Regions from separate parts of the Homo sapiens genome. Here region 1 is linked to region 2. The links are chromatin contacts, found by POLR2A ChIA-PET in ENCODE. All regions are on one chromosome and are shown on one strand. The core of a region is the stretch at or near the end of the contact, and the rest is flanking DNA. Distances in the headings are between cores, read along the strand shown.

Region 1 (3,666 bases), core at 1,029-3,528, 130 kb before region 2:
GAGCGGGCGAGAGAGAGAGAGAAGGAAGGAAGGAAGGAAGGAAGGAGAGAAAGAAAGAAAGAAAGGTTGAAAAGGAGGAACTGTTGTTGATAACAGAAAATGTAAACTGGTGAGCCTGACATCAAATCCTGGCCGACTTCCAGGGTGGAGGAGGACACAGATGGCCGGAGAGGACCAGGGTGGGTACCTAAGTCACCAGGAGCCCACATGGTTCTCTAAGAAGCAGTTGTGGTGGCTGAACGTTTGGGTCTCTACAGGGCCACCTGGCTGGGAAACACAGGGAAAAGCCAGGAACCCTGGATGTAAATGTTGCTACGGCATTTGAACATCACTCTTGGACATTCTTGTGCTCAGATAAAAAATCGGGGCTGACCGGCAGCCTAGCTTGCTGGAGGGGAGGTATAGCTGATTGAATACACAGACCAAAATGTGGGGTTGGCTTGAAAACTGTCAGGATGGGCCACGTGTGTTGATCCACGTGGGATTGCACAGACGCACCCTGTGGGTTCTTACTGTAAAACCCCTGCGTCTGGGAAATGCTTTGTCTTCGTGGCACAAACTGTTCCTCTGTTCCTTTTGTCTCCAAGTCCCCTGTTACTCCAGAAGTCCCTTCTCCCAAGCCTTTTCTTTTTTCTTTTCTTTTCTTTTCTTTCTTTCTTTTTTTTGAGACGGAGTCTCGCTCTGTCGCCCAGGCTGGAGTGCAACGGCACAATCTCAACTCACTGCAAACTCCGCCTCCTGTGTAGCTGGGATTACAGGCAACTGCCATCATGCCCAGCTAATTTTTGTATTTTTAGTAGAGGTGGGGTTTCACCATGTTGGTCAGGTTGGTCTCAAACTCCTGACCTGAAGTGATCCACCCGCCTCGGCCTCCCAAAGCGCTGGGATTACAGGCATGAGCCACCGCGCCCAGCCCTCCCAAGCCATTTCTCTGGATCCTGAAGCTAGAGAAGACCTCAGAGAATGGTCTGATGCTGCCCAGAAACCACAAAGGTGGAACATGGTGCATCCCTGTTTTACAGACAAGGGAGGGGACTGATTCTTAGGGAAGGGAAGTGACCTGTCCTATTAGAACCCAGGCGTCAGCTCTCCACCCATCTTCACTTGGTCAAAGTTGGAGGAAAGGGGGCCTTCAGCAGCACCAGGAGGGAATGATAACCAGGCTTCCCTGTCCAGCGCCCTCCCACCATCCCCGCAGCCATGGCCCAGTTGAGATCTTCCATACCTGGGACATGCAGTCAGTCATCACTGATCCAGCCATCTGTGTTGGGAGCCTACTGTGCATCTAGAACAGCCTACTGTTCTAGATGGCGAGGGAAGAGGGACGAACGCAACAGACACAGAGGTCCTTGCCACAGTGCTCCTAGCCCAGCTTGAGCAGCCAGTGCCCCGCCCTGCCTTCCCCTCATCCACGGCCTCTGTGGTCTCCTGGTTGCACACAGAGGGTCCTATTAACCTCCGGAGGCCAGGAGGTCTGTGAGTTTGGGCCTCATATTCAGGAAAGATCTACTTCAACTTTCAAGATTTTGTAGACCCAAACACGGGTCTACAAATGGCCGTTGCATGGTAGTTGTGTCAGAAGTGTTAGTTTGATCAATGTAAACTATTTAGAATGCAGAATGGCTTTGCTACCCCTATTTGATATTTCTTCACGCTTTCAATATAACCAAGCCTTATGCACCTGCTCCAGGTAAGCACCCTGTCCTGGCTGTGACTTAGTGGCCCCCTCGGGTTGGGGCAGCTTCCATGAGCTCATGCATTTTATTTTATTTATTTTTTCATTTTTATTTTTTGAGACTGTCGCCCAGGCTGGAGTGCAGTGGTATGATCTCGGCTCACTGACACGGCCGCCTCCTGGGTTCAAGTGATTTTCCTGCCTCAGCCTCCCGAGTAGCTGGGATTACAGGCACCTGCCACCACACCCGGCTAATTTTTTTCTATTTTTAGTAGAGATGGGGTTTCACCATTTTGGCCAGGCTGGTCTGGAACTCCTGACCTCAGGTCATCCACCCACCTTGGCCTCCCAAAGCGTTGGGATTACAGGCCTGAGCCACTGCGCCCGGCCAGAGCTCATGCATTTTAAAGGTGAGAAAGCCAAGGCATGTCTTCTCCCCCTCCCCCAGCTCAGCCCCCTCACAAAACATGCACAGGTGCACACAAGCATACATGCATGAACATTTGCCTATGCACACATGCTGACCGTGCACACACACATGCACATGCACACTGGACAACTGCACACACTCCCGCCCCAGACCCTGGCTGTGCCCTCCTGTGAGTCACAAGGTGACTCACAGGCACCTCCCTCCTCTCTGATCTTCAGGGTAGGGGAGAGACAGTAAAAGGGAGAGGGAGAAGAGATGTCTCAAAGCCAAACCTAAGAAAGTGACTTTGGGTCCAGCTGGGGCCTGAGGGACAATCAGGGTCAGGGCTGGGGATCCAGGGTGTCCTGCCTGTGCCAGCCCGGAAAACAAGGCACATCAGCACCAAGTCACCAAGGCCCTCCTTCTCTCACAAGCTCCCCTCCCTGTGGGCTCTTTCCCCGCCTGCTGGACCCAGGTTCCAGCTGGAGGGGAGGAAGCCACTAAGATGCAGTGGGGGAAAGTGATGCCCTCACAAACATAATACCACGACACCACACCCCGGGACACCCCCCAGTCACCACCCACAGCCTCCCAGTGGCTTCGTGGGGGATGTGGGTTGTTCAGACTGCAGCCAGCAATCACCAATAACCACCTGGCCCCAACACATCCCTGGCCTAGACACAAAGTCTTCAAATACCCAGGCCTTTTTTTTTTTTTCAGACAGAGTTTCGCTCTTGTTGCCCAGGCTGGAATGCAGTGGCGCGATCTTGGCTAACCGCAACTTCTGCCTCCCTGGTTCAAGCAATTCTCCTGCCTCAGCCTCCCGAGTAGCTGGATTACAGGCATGTGCCACCACACCTAGCTAATTTTGTATTTTTAGTAGAGATGGGGTTTCTCCATGTTGGTCAGGCTGGTCTCGAACTCCCGACCTAAGGTGATCTGCCCACCTCAGTCTCCCAAAGTGTTGGGATTACAGGCATGAGCCACCGCGCCCAACCTACGCTTTTTTTTTTTCAGCTTCAATCACCTGGGCTTGAGTGATCCTCCTGCCTCAGCCTCCCAAGTAGCTAGAATTACAGGAATGTACCACCACGCTCTTTTTTTTTTTTTTTTTTTTTCGGTTGTAGAGATGGGGTTTCTCCATGTTGCTCAGGCTTGTCTCAGACTCCTGGCCTCAAGCAATCCACCAGCCTTGGCCTCCCAAAGTGCTGGGACTGAAGGATGAGCCACTGTGCCCAACCTTCACCTGGTTCTTTACATGCAATCCCTGGGAAGGCTGTGTAGACAGAGTGGGAAGAGTCACTTGGCTTCACAGACGGAAGCCTGGAAGGGGCAAGGCAGGATTTGAAACCCAGGGAGGGGCTGGGGGTTCTGGAGCGCTAGCTTCCAGAGGGTGGAGGCCAGGTCACCGCTGATTTTGGTGGTCATGTTACCTGTACCCCACCCGGGCCATAACCTCCATGGAGTGAGCGGCAGGTGCGCTGGGAGAGCTGGGGGTCTGGGGTCAGGACTGCTGGGGGTGGGGCGACCTGGCCAAGTCAGCACCCCACCCCTGCCTCAGTTTCCCCATTTGAGGAATTTG
Region 2 (3,927 bases), core at 1,217-3,716:
GGCTCACGCCTGTAATCCTACCACTTTGGGAGCCTGAGGTGGGTGGATCACCTGAGGTCAGGAGTTCGAGATCAGCCTGGCCAACATGGTGAAACCCTGTCTTTATTAAAAATGCAAAAATTAGCTGGGTGTGGTGGTGGGCACCTGTAATCCCAGCTACTCGGGAGGCTAAGGCAGGGGAATCATTTGAACCCAGGAGGCAGAGGTTGCAGTGAACCGAGATTGTGCCACTGAACTCCAGCCTGGGCAACAAGAGTGAAACTCCATCTCAAAAATAAAATAATAAAATAAAATAAAATAGTCAGTCATCTCCATAGTAATCTTTAAAATCATTAGGATTTCAACCAGAATCCCAAGGGATTTGGGCAAGAGGTGGGGGGATGGGGTGACTCATACATTGATTCTAAAATGTATGTGGAAGGCCAGGCATAGTGGCTCATGCCTGTAATCTCAACACTTTAGGAGGCTGAGGTGGGAGGATCACTTGAGCCCAGAAGTTTGAGACCAGCCTGAGGAACATAGCAAGACCTCATCTCTATTTTTTAAAAATTAGCTGGTCATGGTGCTACATACCTGTAGTCTCAGCTACTCAGGAGGCTGAGGAGAGAGGATCACTTGAGCCCAGGAGTTCAAGGCTGCAGTGAGCCAAGATGGCACCACTGCACTCTAGCCTAAGGCAGAGCAAGACCCTGTCTCAAAAAAAAAAAAGATATGTCCACCTACAACCTGCGAATGGGGGTGGCTGAAATATGAGAATCGCTCAAACCTGGGAAGTAGAGGTTGCAGTGAGCTGAGATCGTGCCACTGCACTCCAGCCTAGGTGACAGAGCGAGACTGTCTTAAAACAAACAAACAAACAAACAAGAGTTCAGTGGAGGAAGGAACTGCAGATGGAGGAACATGCCGAGACCCAGCTCAATGTCCCTCTAGGCCCCTAGTACTGGTGGATTTTAATCAGTGGAATAAAGCGATTTAATCTGTGGTGTAAGAGCCCCCTAGCTGCCGGGTGGAGAACAGATTCAGGGTAGCTGGGATTCTCCATGCTGGCCAGCTTGGTCTCGAACTCCTGACCTCAAGTGATCCACCCGCCTCGGCCTCCCAAAGTGCTGGGATTACACGTGCCTGTAGTCCCAGCTACTTGGGAGGCTGAAGCAGGAGAATTGCTTGAACCCGGGAGACAGAGGTTGCAGCGAGCCAAGATTGCATCATTGCACTGCAGACTGGGGGACAGAGCCAGATTCCATCTCAAAAACAAAAGAAAAAAAAAAGAAAACCACATTCATCACCATCAGAGCTCGTGGGTATCCAGGTGTATTGTCAACGAGCAGTAATATTTTGAAAGAAAAACAGATGTGCTGTCATCCAGGCTTTGGTGTTCCGCTTACAGAGCACAGGCAGAGTAGACGTAGCATAATTCTTAAGGGCCTTCAGATTTTCAGAATTATCAATGAGCAGTTGGCTTCAACTTAAACTCACCAGCTATACCAACTCCTGACAAGAGAGTTAGCCTGTCATTTGAAACTTTGAAGCCAGGAATTGATTTCTCCTCTCTAGCTATGAAAGACTTCCTGGCATTTTCTTTTGATATAAAGCTGTTTCATCTACATTGAAACTCTACTGTTTAATGTAGCCACCTTCATCAACGATCTTAACTAGAACTGGATAACTTGCTGTGGCTTCTCCATGAGCACCTGCTGCTTCACCTTGCACTTTTATGTTATGGAGACAGTTTCTTTCCTTAAACTTCATGAACCAACTTCTGCTAGCTTCTGCTTTTCTTCTGCAGCTTCCTCATCTCTCTCAGCCTTCATAGAATTAAAGAGAGCTAGGGTCTAGGGCCTTGCGCTGGGTTAGTCTTTGTCTTTTTTTTTTTTTTGAGACAGAGTCTCGCTCTGTCACCCAGGCTGGAGTGCAATGACTCGCTACAACCTCTGCCTCCCGGGTTCAAGCAATTCTCCTGCCTCAGCCTCCCGAGTAGCTGGGATTACAGGCACCTACCACTACACCTGGCTAATTTTTTGTATTTTTAGTAGAGATGGGGTTTTGCCATGTTGGCCAGGCTGGTCTCAAACTCCTGACCTCAGGTGATCCTCCCGTCTCGGCCTCCCAAAGTGCTGGGATTAGAGGTGTGAGCCACCACGCCTGGCCTAGTCTTTGGTTTAAGAGAATGTTGTGGCTGGTTTGATCTTCTATCCAGACCCAACTTTCTCCATATCAGCAATAAGCCTGTTTCACTTTCTTATCATTCATGTACTCATTAGAGTGGCACTTTTAATTTCCTTTGAAAGCTTTTCCTTTGCATTCACAACTTGGCTAACTGCATAGTGGAAGAGGCCTAGTTTTCAGCGTATCTCAGTTTTTGACATGCCTTCCTCATTAAGCCTAATCATTTCCAGCTTTTGATTTAAAGCAAGAGACATGTGACACTTCCTTTCACTTGAACACTGAGAGGCCATTGTAGGGTTATTAACTGGCCTAAATCCAGCCTGTCTCGGCTGTTGGCATGCCTTCCTCACTAAGCTTAATCATTGCTAGTTTTTGATTGAAACTGAGAGACAGGACTCTTCCTTTCACTTGAACACTTAGAGGCCATTGAGCAGTTATCAGCTGGCCTAATTTCAGTACTGTTGTATCTCAAAAAATAGGGCTGCCCTAGAGAGGGAAAGAGACAGAGAAATGGTGAGTCAATAGAAGAGTCAGAACACACACATTTATCAATTAAATTCACCATCTCGGGCCGGGGGCAGTGGCTCACGCCTGTAATCCCAGGACTTTGGGAGGCCGAGGTGGGGGGATCACGAGGTGAGGAGATCGAGACCATCCTGGCTAACACGGTGAAACCCCGTCTCTACTAAAAATACAAAAAAATTAGCCGGGCGTGGTGGTGGGCACCTGTAGTCCCAGCTACTCAGGAGGCTGAGGCAGGAGAATGGCATGAACCCGGGGGGCAGAGCTTGCAGTGAGCCGAGATCGTGCCACTGCACTCCAGCCTGGGTGACAGAGTGAGACTCTGTCTCAAAAAAAAAAAAAAAAAGATGGCCTGAGACTCCTTCCACGTATTTACCTTTTAGAATTCTGATGGGCCATGTTTCTTTTTCTTCCTTTTTTTTTTTTTGAGACAGAGTCTTGTTCCATCTCCCAAGTTGTAGTACAGTGGCATGATCTCAGCTCACTGAAACCTCTGCCTCTCCCCAGTTCAAGAGATTCTCCAGCCTCAGCCTCCTGAATAGCTGGGATTACAGGCGCACGCCACCACACCCAGCTAATTTTTGTAATTTTTTAGTAGAGAAGGGGTTTCGCCATGTTGGCCAGGCTGGTCTTGAACTCCTGACCTCAGGTGATCTGCCTTCCTCGACCTCCCAAAGTGATGAGATTACAGGCGTGAGCCGCTGCACCCAGCCCCATGTTTCTAATCCACCCAGAACCTCCTGCTATGTTGTTGCTATCATCTGAATGTTTGTGTTCCCCAAAATTCATATATTGAAACCTAATCACCAGTGTGATGGTGTTGTGGTAAACTGAGGAACGGAGAGACTGATATGAGAGTACAGGAGGATTTTTTTTTTTTTTTTTTGAGATGGAGTCTCGCTCTGTCACTAGGCTGGAGTGCAGTGGCGCGATCTTGGCTCACTGCAACCTCTGCCTCCCGGGTTCAAGCAATTCTCCTGCCTCAGCCTCCCGAGTAGCTGGGACTACAGGCGAGCGCCACCACACCCGGCTAATTTTTTGTATTTTTAGTAGAGACGGGGTTTCACCGTGTTAGCCAGGATGGTCTTGATCTGAGTACAGGAGGATTGTTTATTTCAGGTACGCACCAGCTCAGTGGACTCACATCCAAAAAGCTGAGCCTAGAACAAAGACAGAGCGGGGTTTTTATAAGCTGGCTTACAAAAGTAAAACAAAAGCAGCTAATCATATGATAGGTCA

The links. ChIA-PET counts read pairs that join two places held with the same protein, here RNA polymerase II (POLR2A).
Region 1: POLR2A ChIA-PET joins it to region 2 with 12 read pairs in AG04449. The contact joins two enhancer-like sites. POLR2A ChIA-PET finds 5 or more read pairs at or near these places in 9 of 52 experiments (AG04449, CD4-positive, alpha-beta memory T cell, HepG2 and 5 more).

Annotation. Positions count from the first base shown.
Region 1 is chr22:39,203,198-39,206,863 of GRCh38, forward strand. No RefSeq gene overlaps it. Among named protein-coding and RNA genes, the nearest start is that of PDGFB, 40 kb to the right of the region's middle. RefSeq lists enhancers at 1,798-2,737, 2,710-2,759. Within about 2 kb of position 2,279, at least 3 of the 41 ENCODE cell types and tissues checked have a DNase peak (open chromatin) inside an H3K27ac peak, as active enhancers do.
Region 2 is chr22:39,330,370-39,334,296 of GRCh38, forward strand. No RefSeq gene overlaps it. Among named protein-coding and RNA genes, the nearest start is that of RPL3, 13 kb to the left of the region's middle. Within about 2 kb of position 2,467, at least 6 of the 41 ENCODE cell types and tissues checked have a DNase peak (open chromatin) inside an H3K27ac peak, as active enhancers do.